Regions from separate parts of the Homo sapiens genome. Here region 1 is linked to region 2. A link is an interaction called in ENCODE POLR2A ChIA-PET data of the cell type or tissue named here. Cell type or tissue: HCT116. All regions are shown on one strand. Links, peaks and the distances in the headings refer to the core of each region. The heading gives the core; the rest is flanking DNA.

Evidence for each region. ChIA-PET counts read pairs that join two places held together with the same protein. Peaks named below come from ENCODE experiments on the same cell type or tissue, not always from the same donor. Only the 100,000 strongest peaks of a DNase experiment are listed, where the experiment ranks them.
Region 1: POLR2A ChIA-PET joins it to region 2 with 5 read pairs; 2 of 35 experiments call an interaction of 5 or more read pairs at or near these places.

The regions. Positions count from the first base shown.
Region 1 is chr6:148,226,707-148,232,102 of GRCh38, forward strand. It overlaps a transcript of SASH1 not described here. Among named protein-coding and RNA genes, the nearest start is that of SASH1, 110 kb to the right of the region's middle. In HCT116, for the core only: no CTCF peak of the experiment used is centred there; no DNase peak of the experiment used is centred there.
Region 2 is chr6:148,130,514-148,135,909 of GRCh38, forward strand. No RefSeq gene overlaps it. Among named protein-coding and RNA genes, the nearest start is that of SASH1, 210 kb to the right of the region's middle. In HCT116, for the core only: no CTCF peak of the experiment used is centred there; a DNase peak (open chromatin) is centred at 2,886.

The DNA of each region.
Region 1 (5,396 bases), core at 175-5,174, 96 kb after region 2:
TGGCTGTTGTAAGTACACTTATGTCACTCAGGACACCATCTGATTTCCAGTGGTAGAAGAGTCCATCTCTTTTCCGGTATCTTTCTCTTTTTAGGAGCCAGGCAACCTCTCCGGAAGCTGGGGTCCTACCTCAAGTCTCATTAGCAAGGATTGGGTTATATGTCTCTGCCTACAACACTCACGATCAAAGACAGTAGGAATGCCCTGATTGGTTTAGAGAGTTCAGGTTAACCCTTAAGCTCCATTGGGGGTGGGGAAGTAGTATATTCAACAAAATTTTGGATTGATGAGCAGGGAAACTTGGAGTCAGGAGGTGGTCTGAGGTGGCTGTTGGGGAGGCAACAATACCAAACATTTATTAGCCTAAGTATAGCTCTACGAAGTATGAATGTTACTAATTCTGAAATGTTCCTTGTGGTTTTAGGCACCCTAGCCTTTAAAATGAGCAATCTAGAATTTGGACACCATGTTGCTTTATTTTCTTAATGACTATCAGAAAAGGTTTATGTACAAAGTTGTTTTTGTCTCTCTCCTCCATTAGAAGGTAAATTCCTGGAGAGAAGAGACTGTATTTGTCTTGTCCATAGCTGCATCTCCAACATCTAGAACAGTTTAATCAGCATATGGTAGGCACTCAGGAATTTGTTTGTTTGTTTGTTTGTTTGTTTTGAGACAGAGTCTCACTCTGTTGCCCAGGCTGGGGTGCAGTGGTGCAATCTCAGCTCACTGCAACCTCCGCCTCCCGAGTTCAAGCAATTCTCCTGCCTCAGCCTCCCAGGTAGCTGAGATTACAGGCATGCACCACCACACCCAGCTAATTTGTGTATTTTTAGTAGAGATGGGGTTTCACCATGGTGGCCAGGCTGGTCTCAAACTCCTGACCTCAGGTGATTTGCCTGCTTTGGCCTCCCAAAGTGCTGGGATTACAGGCACTTTGAGCCATCATACCCAGCCAGGAAATATTTATTGAATAAATGACAAAAATTGCAATTAGAATGTTGTAATCCCTCTCCAATCACAGTGTATGTTTTTATATTGCAAACTGAATATGTACATTCCTGTATCTTTTTGTACACACATGGTTCCATTCCATCACCTGAAATAGGAGAAAACCACAATAGTTATTGTCCACTCTTCCATTAAGGTGGTTCTGTGACATGGTGCAAAGAAGAGGTTTGATCATGTCATACTCCGATGTAACCTCAGGATAGAAAAACACAGCTGGAAAAACACCTGTAAGCACCACAATAACATAAAAAAAGTACCCAAGCATTGGGCCAAGACTGGCAGACACAAAGCAGGGAAAATTCAAGTGCAAGAAACATTACATTTCAAGCTAGTACAGACTGGTTTGAAAACTGTAAGAGGATTCATCCTCTAACCTCTAAACATACAATTTTTGATGTGCCTGCAAAAATTATATCATGAATAATTGAAGTCGATTGTGAAGAGTTACCTACTCCAGCAGGGTTTTTGATATGGACTATTTCAATTTATTTTAGAATTTATATAGATATGTATGATATCTTTTTTCAGATATGTAACCCCTGGAGGTGTTGAGATTTAATAGTATTTTTAATAGCACTGAATATTTTACTTATCCGTTATTTCTAATACTTATTAAGCACCCTCACCCTTAAATTCTAAGAGACAAAACTGTCAAAGAAATCACAATTCCTCCTTTTAAGTATCTTATGGTCTAGAATAAATGCTGAGACACCCATGTGAGCAATTATAATTCAAGGTTGTGTGGGATGTCTCAAGAGTAGTACAAACAAAATATTGTGGCAAATTCAATAGAAGATAGACATTCTGAGAAGATCAGAGAATAGCCCATGAAAGAAGTGGTATTGGACCTGAGCTTGTCAAATGGATTTGGGGAGGTGGATAAGACTCCCCAGAGGTTCCAGCCACAGGATTAGGTCATGGTACAGTTAGCTGGAGCCATTACCAAGGTGTTCTTCAAGTGAGCGTTTTATGCTCCACCAGCATGTGACTTTAGCTCTTTTTCTCCATAAAAACATTGTTCTACAGTTTAATGTTTTTATGGAGAAAGACAGCATGCTTATTTAAATTGGTTTGTAGTACAAAGCAGGTAGAAATAGAGACTACACTTAATGACAGAGAAAAAAATCCAAGAAAATCTTGGCTGGGCGCAGTGGCTCATGCCTGTAATCCCAGCACCTTTGGAGGCCGAGGCGGGCAGATCACTTGACGTCAAGAGTTCAAGACCAGCCTGGGCAATGTGGTGAAACCCCATCTCTACTAAATAATGCAAAAACTTGGGCAACATGGTGCATACCTGTCACCCCAGCTACTGGGGAGGCTAAGGCAGGAGAACCACTTGAACCTGGGAGGCAGATGTTGCAGTGAGCCAAGATCGCACTACTGCACTCCAGCCTGGGCAAAACAGCAAGACTCCATCTCAAAAAAAAAAAAAAAAAAAAAAAACACTTAACTGGCTAAAATGACTGATGGGTTCTAACATGATAAAAATTTTAAAATAAATGTAAACTCTTAACTTTGATTTTTTTCAAGAAATTTCTGCCCAAGTACAGGATAGAATTGCCCTGGCTTAACAACAACTCACATAAAAGACTTGGGGAGGGTTAGTGGACTACATGTGACATGTCTACCCTAATGCTGATGCAAACTGTATTCATTTAGCCTAAAATGTATCATTCAACAAACATTTTTAAATTAACATTCGGGCAAAAAGTACTATACAAGGAAGTGGAGGTGTAACAATTGATAAAAATGATCCCAGTCCTAAGAGACATATAGCTTATATAGCTTATGATAGAGGTGAACAAACAAATACTAAACGTATAACACCAGAGTTATACCTCAACAAAGCTGTTTAAAAAAAAAGTGACGTCCAAATTTAGCAAACAGCTTTATTGAGATATAACTTGTATGCCTTATAATTTATTCATTGAAAGTATACAATTCCATGACTTCTCATATATTCACAAAGTTGTGCGACCAACACCATAATATAACGTCAGAGCACTTTTTTTTTTTTTTTTTTTTGAGACAGAGTCTTGCTCTGTCGCCTAGGCTGGAATGCAATGGTGCGATCTTGGCTTACTGCCTCCAGGTTCAAGCGATTCTCCTGTCTCAGTCTCCTGGATAGCTCGGATTACAGGTGCATGCCACTACACCCAGCTAATTTTTGTATTTTTAGCAGAGACGGGGTTTCGCCATGTTAGCCAGGCTGGTCTTGAACTCCTGATCTCAGGTAATCCACCCGCCTCGGCCTCCCAAAGTGCTGGGATTACAGGCATGAGCCACCACGCCTGGCCAGCACTTTTATCATCTATAAAAAAGACACAGTAACCATCAGTAGTCATTTCCTGTTCACCCCTAACCCAGCCCCTAAGCAACCACTAATCTACTTCCCATCTCTATAGATCTGCCTATTCTGAATATTTTATATAAATGAAATTACACGATATGTGGTCTTTTGTGACTGGATTCTTTCACGCACCACAATTCTTTGAGGCTCATCCATTTTCTATCCTGTGTCAGTGTTTCATTCATTTTTATTGCTGAATAATACCTCATTGTATGGATAGACCACACTTAATACGAACATTTGAATATTGATCAATATAAGAGATTTTTGTTTCTTTTTCTTTTCTTTTTTTTTTCAGAAATTGAGTTTCACTATATAGCCCAGGCTAGTCTCCAACTCCTGGGCTCAGATGAGCCTCCTGCCTCAGCCTCCCAAGTATTTGGGACTAGAGGTGGGTGCCACTGCTCCTAGCTATAAGTTTTTATGCCAATATATGTTTTATTTCTCTTAGGTATACATCTAGGCCATATAGTAACTCTGTGTTTAACATTGTTAGACATTGTCGAATACTGACAGTTTTCCAAAGTGCACCCTTGCGGCACCCTTTTACATCCTCACCAGCGCTATGTAAACAGGTTTCGAATTTTTCCACATTCTTGTGAACACCTGTCAATTTCATCTTTTTTATTATAGCCACTCTAGTGGGTGTCAAGTGGTATCTCATTGTGGTTTTGATTTGAATTTCCCTAATGCACTTTGTCCATTTGTCTTCTTTGAAAAAAATGTCTATTTGGATCTTTTGCCCATCTTAAATTGAGTTATTTATCTTATTATTAGTGATTTTTAAGAGTTATTTATTTATTCTGAATACAAATTCCTTATCAAATATATGATCTGCAAATATTTTCTCCCATTCTGTAGGTTGTCTTTTCACATTCTATTTTGTACTGTTTGCTACACAAAAGTTTTTAATTGTGTAAGATCTAACTTACCTATTTTTTCTTTTGTTGCTTGTGTTTTGGTGCCATATCTAAGAAACCACTGCCTAACCTAAGATCATGAAGGTTTACTTCTATGTTTTCTTCTAGGAGCTTTATGGCTTTAGCTCATATATTTGTGTCTATTATCCACCCGGAGTTAACTTTTCTGTGTGGTGTGAGAAAAGCGCTCAACTTTATTCTTTTGCATGTGGATATTCAGTTAATTCCAGCATTATTTGTTGAAATGTCTATTCTTTACTCACTTAATTGTTCTGACATCCTTGTTAGCAATCAATTGACCATACATGTTAAGGTTTATTTCTGGACCCTCAACTCTATTCCATTGATCTATGTCTCCTCTTATGCCAGTTCCATGCTGTCTTGATTATTGAAGCTGTGGACAAAATTTTGGAATTGGGAAGTGTGACTCCTCCAACTTTGTTCTTCATTTTCAAGATGGTTTTTCCTAATCTGAGTCCATTGTATTTTCATGATCAGCTTAGGACAACAAATTTTTAAAAGAATATTCATAAAGTGGAGTGGATCCAGAGGACATTAGAAGAAAGATTACAACAACTTGTGATGTTTAATCTGCAAGATGAAATATAAAAGTGGAATGCAAGAGATGACTTCACAGGCTTAAAATGTTGCTGTAATGTAGAAAATGATTTCAGTGAATTCTTTATTGCCCCAGATAGTTAAAATGATAGAAAGGTGAACATAAGCTCAGTATAAGGACGACCTTTAATACAACTAAACTCATTCATAAATAACTCACATTTTCTCACACACTGGCCCACCCAACCTTGAAGAGAGTCAAGTCTAGGCAAGATGACCTGTTCATCAGGAATGTTGTAGAAGAAATGTCATCATTGGAAGGAAGAAGATATAACTCTTTGATACGTGAGCATGAATAGCAGTGAGAAATGGATGCTGTCAGTGACTGTTACCTAATTAATCGTCCAACCATACGAGATGGATACTATTATTATTCATTTTGCTAGATAAGGAAAAAGGCTAGCAACTTGTCTAGCAGCACACAGTTAAAAAGTGACAAAGCTTGTCCTTGAACCCAATTCTGTTTGACACCAAAGTCCATGCTCTTACTCGGTATGATC
Region 2 (5,396 bases), core at 176-5,175:
CTGCCCCATATGCAAACCAATTGCAACAATCACCTTAAAACATTTGATCTCCCACATACTCTTCTTCCCATAAAAAATAAGACTACCTTCTATAATGGAGAAGCTACAAAACCCCAAAACGTTGGTCTTGCCAATGTTTTTGTAAAACAACCATTTAGTGTTTACTTGCTGTTTTATTTTAGCTCCATTACCTTAAGATTCATGTATGAGTCCTGGGGGAGTTGAATCTGTAGTTTCTTGGCATCTGATTTAAACTGGACAGTACAGTAGTTCCTTTGTTTGAGACTTAAATTGAGAGCATATCAGTCTCAGAACTGTATCATCAGCCTCAGAAGCATATCCTTTATCTTCATTGTCTTATTTTAACAGAAGTTCATGCACTATGCATGAGTGTCCTTACTTACCCTCTGGGCCCTCTGGGCCCCTCTAGGGTGGTTGCCACCCAAACACAAGAAAGCGGGACTCATTATAGGTCATGGAGGACACAGTTCTGTGCAGCCTACCACTGCCCAACTAAGAAGCTGATCAGTCCAGCCCTGCATTCACACTAGCTTTATATACCAACCAGTCGACCCATAACTGTGAGGAATGAGTAATATTTTTATTTCATACATGTACAATTCAAACGGTATTAACCATAGTGCTGTGTTCACCTATTTATCAAATCTCCCAGCAGTAATCTGAATTAAGGACTACTTTGCAACCTTTTTTTTTTTGAGATGGACTCTCTCTTTGTCGCCCAGGCTGGAGTGCAGTGGTGCGATCTTGGCTCACTGCAACCTCCGCCTCCCAGGTTCAAGCAATCCTTCTGCCTCAGCCTCCCGAGTAGCTGGGATTGCAGGCATGCGCCACCATGCCCAGATAATTTTTGTGTTTTTAGTAGAGATGGGGTTTCACCATGTTGGCCAGGCTGGTCTTGAACTCCTGACCTCAGGTGATCCACCAGCCTCAGCCTTCCAAAGTACTGGGATTACAGGCGTGACTCACCACGCCCAGCCCTGCAACTTTATGAAAAAAAAAAAAGGAAAAAATAAAACTGGCTATCTTAAATAAGGATTTTTAAATCCAAAATTTCCTTGAGGAAAACTCTGTCATTAAGTTTTTCAGAATAAAAATTATATTTACTTTACAAAAGAAGTATTTACCAAATTATGCAGACAGTATATCTATCTTTGGAACTCTGAATGTAAACATTTGAGGAATTCCACATGTCATTCCCTTGAAGGTTTGAGCTTAGCTAGTTGTGAGCTTTTTTTATTCTTTTGATGAATCTGGATATTTTCACCATGGAAAACACAGCTCCCTCTAAATCCTGTCTGTGGGAGAATAACTGGCCTGGACATGTTCATATCTTTAAGAGGACAACATTTAAAGAAACAAAAATCTGCTGCTCTAAATATGCTACATTCTTTTTTTTTTTTTTTTTGGAGACGGAGTTTTGCTCTTGTTGCCCAGGCTGGAGTGCAGTGGCGCGATCTCGGCTTACTGCAACTTCTGCCTCCTAGGTTCAAGCAATTCTCCTGCCTCAGCCTCCCGAGTAGCTGGAATTACAAACATGTGCCACCACGCCCAGCTAATTTTGTATTTTTAGTAGAGACAGGATTTCTCCATGTCGGCCAGGCTGGTCTTGAACTCCCGACCTCAGGTGATCCGCCCACCTCAGCCTCCCAAAGTGCTGGGATTACAGGTGTGAGCCACCACACCCTACATTTATTTTCATGCTGTTTCAGCTTCAGTATGAAATGCCTGGGCAGAAAACATTTTTGTTTCATTAATAACCTCTGGGTTTGTGGCTCTAATAAATAAATTTCTTGGATTTTTTCTCGTGTAGATTTCACTAGTTTTCAAGCAAGATAATTTTTGAAAAACAAAATATAGGTTTTTGCATAGCCCTACTATCTATCGCATGTGAAGGTGACAGCATTGTATTGATTGCCATTGACAAATTTGCTGTACAACATGTAAGTACCATAGACAAAGTTAGGACCGTAGGCAAATCTTACCAGGTGTGACAGGCACCTTGCTATCCACGGAAGTGGTGTCCCTCACCGAGGGCCTCTTCTTGTGCATCTCCTTTTCCCTTCAATATTTTTGTCCAGGGGACCTCTTGGTCACTCTCAAAAGGGGACCCTTTCCCAGCATTGCACAGTATTCGGAATACTAGTTTGAGCACAACTCTGGTTCAAATGGAAATCCTGTATCTTAGTCCATTAGGGCTACTATAACAGAAATACTATAGATTGGCCTGCATATAAACAACAGAAATTTATTTCTTACAATTCTAGAGACTGGGAAGTCCAAGGTCAGGCACCAACTGAATCAGTGTCTGGTGCAGCTTCCTGGTTCAGAGATGGCGCCTTCTTGTTGTATCCTCATATAGTGGAAGGGAGAGGACAATTCCTTGTCTCTTTTATAAGACACTAATCCCATGCATGAGCCCTTGTGACCCAATCACCTTTCAAAGGCCTCACCTCCAAATACTATCACATTGGGGATTAAATTTCAACATGAGTTTTTGGGGTACACACACATTCAGTCCATGGCTCCCTGCTACATATATTATACACATTATTCTGTCACCATATGCAGTGGAAATATGTACTAGGTGATTGAGTATGGGAGACCTGAGCTCTTAAAGAGCATTGGTAAGAATAGATTGCTGGCTTTGCTATTTCTCTACAAATAGCAGTCTTTACAACCTTCTTGGTTATCTGTGTCTAGAGAGGCAGAAAGTGGTCTTGACCCTCTTTAGAAGGATGGTTTCCCAGCATCAACCACTTATAATTGTAATGAGGCACTTAGTACCCCACCTGCAGTCTTAAATACTAAAGGTTTCCAGCTTCTTCCCTAGTAAACGTGAATCATTATTTACTTTGTGTGACTAAAACATCCCTAATTCATTTCCTGTTGTACTAAGCTTGTTACCTTTTAATAACTACATTCAAACCCTCTGTGAAAGATAACCTTTTCCCTTTTGAAGACATGTGTTGAATTTTTACGGTAGACTCCCCTTTCATTAAAAAATGATCTGGGCCAGGTGCAGTGGCTCATGCCTGTAATCCCAGCACTTTGGGAGGCCAAGGCAGGTGGATCACCTGAGGTCAGGAGTTCGAGACCAGCCTGGCCAACATAGTGAAACCCCGTCTCTACTAAAAATACAAAAATCAGCCAGGTGTGGTGGCAGGCACATGTAATCCCAGCCACCCGGGAGGCTGAGGCAGGAGAATTGCTCGACCATGGGAGGCGGAGGTTGCAGTGAGCCAAGATCATGCCACTGCACTCCAGCCTGAGTAACAGAGCAAGACTCCATAGGTCTGTCCCCACGCACAGCATCCCATGTTTGCAAGCTTGGCTTGGCCATTCATGTCCCGTTGCAGACCGCAGCACTGTCTCCAGAATCACATTGCTAGATGTGGCCATTGTGTCTTTAGTCAATGTTTAAGCAGAGATTAAACAAGAGCCCTATTTCTAGGGGCATTACAGGTTACTTTTATCATGATTCATAATTCTTCAAGCAAAGTATACAGCCAGTTTGTCCTATAGCTTCGATGTTAAGGGCTTTGCGTTCCTCCTCGTCTTCCACATGCTTTAGACAGGGTTCATTCACGCTACTACTCGCCCCCATCTACAAGGATATAAAGGAAAATGGATTCTGTAAGAGTTGGAATTCCTACAGAGATATGTGCCATCTAGATGTAAAATGTAGCATCTATTTTCCTAATAGCTGAAATAACAAAATAATGGTGAAATGGTTTGTGTGAACTATTTCCCAGCATATTATCACTACCTCTGAACAGTAAAATGCCTCCTCTCCAGCCTAGAGAACAGCCTACGAGCCAAACTGCTCCTAAAAGTAGCTGGGATACATTAAGAGGTGCGGCTGAATCAGCTCCTCGCCTCCAGTCATCCCATCACCTGCTGCCTTAGTCCATTAATTGGCTGAGAAGGCTTTTGAGAGTAGTTTGAGTGAAAAAGGAATAGTATAGCTGCATAAAGACAATTTCTTTCCTAGTCTCCAACCCCGGTTTTTACTACTACATCAAATGCTACTTTTTGACCCATGCTCCTTTTATTATTTACATGCAAAAAAAAAAAAAAAAACCTAAACTAAAACTTGGCTGACCTTTGGGATCAGGGATGAGGACAGAGTGGAAGCAGTACTGAATTTAATTTAAAGTTCTGTAACAAACAAGGGGGAAAGATATAGAGATACCGATTTTGAGGGAAATGTTAATTATCTAAAGCTTAATTACAGATAACGTCATGAGGAGAATACATAAAAGGCTTGAAATGCAGCCAAAGTATTTCGCTAAGAACATTAAAGAATGATTGTTGTTTACAATTCACAAATCGCACAGACATAAAGTTGAGATGGGAAAAACAGAGTCAGGCTTGAAGTAAGAGCCCAGCCTGCTATTTTAAAAACCAGTTCCGGGGAGAAGCGATAGTATTTGGAGTTAGCTCATGCTTTAGATGTAAATGAGATTCTGTCCATGTTTCCCCTTTAAAATAAAAATTAGCAGAACGCTGGCGAACACATTGAAGTAAAATCCTAGGAGACAACACAACCCAAATAAAAATAAATAATTTATGAGATCTTGGAATGGGAACTACAAATAAAACAGAACACACAGACGTTTATCTCCTTGTAAGTACAATAGAAATAAAGAAAAGGCAAGATTTTTACGTGCCTGTCACTTCATTACCGAATCCAATGATAAAAAAAAATACCTTTTCACTCAAACATAATTTTTACTTGGCGTAGCAATGAATGGCTTACACTTATCTAGTCTACTCTTTACTTATGCATTTCTGTCTTTTTGTTGTACGATTGGTATCTATTAATGTCCCATTACCTTTAAAGGTGAGTTTTGGGATAATGGAATGTGGCATTTTGGAAGTTTGCTTTTAAGGGGGTTTGAAAAAATAAGTACCAGGCGGTTCTTATTTCCCTAAAGTCAGTGAGACACATGTTCTAGGGAAGGACATATTCCCGGATTCCAGAGTCTTGGGGGTGAAGACCAGAGCTCCAGATCCTGGCAGGCTGGGCCCTCGAGGTGTTGCATTAGAGTTACTGGACAGGTGTTGGGAAGCTTCGTAAAACAGAGTTGTAACTGGAGGTCTCAACACTTGATACTTTTATAAAAGAATGGGAATGGAGAGAATGTTTTTGTGTCAGAAGGATTTATGTGTATATATTTGAGTGAGTGATCAGAGAGAACCAGGTTATCAAAGGGGAAGGACAGGCCGGGTACAGTGCCTTACACCTGTAATGCCAGCACTTTGGGAGGCAGGCAGTTTGCTTGAGCTCTGGAGTTTGAGATCAGCCTAGGCAACATGGTGAAATCCCATCTCTACCAAAAAAAAAATTAAAAAATTAACTGGGCAAAGTGGCA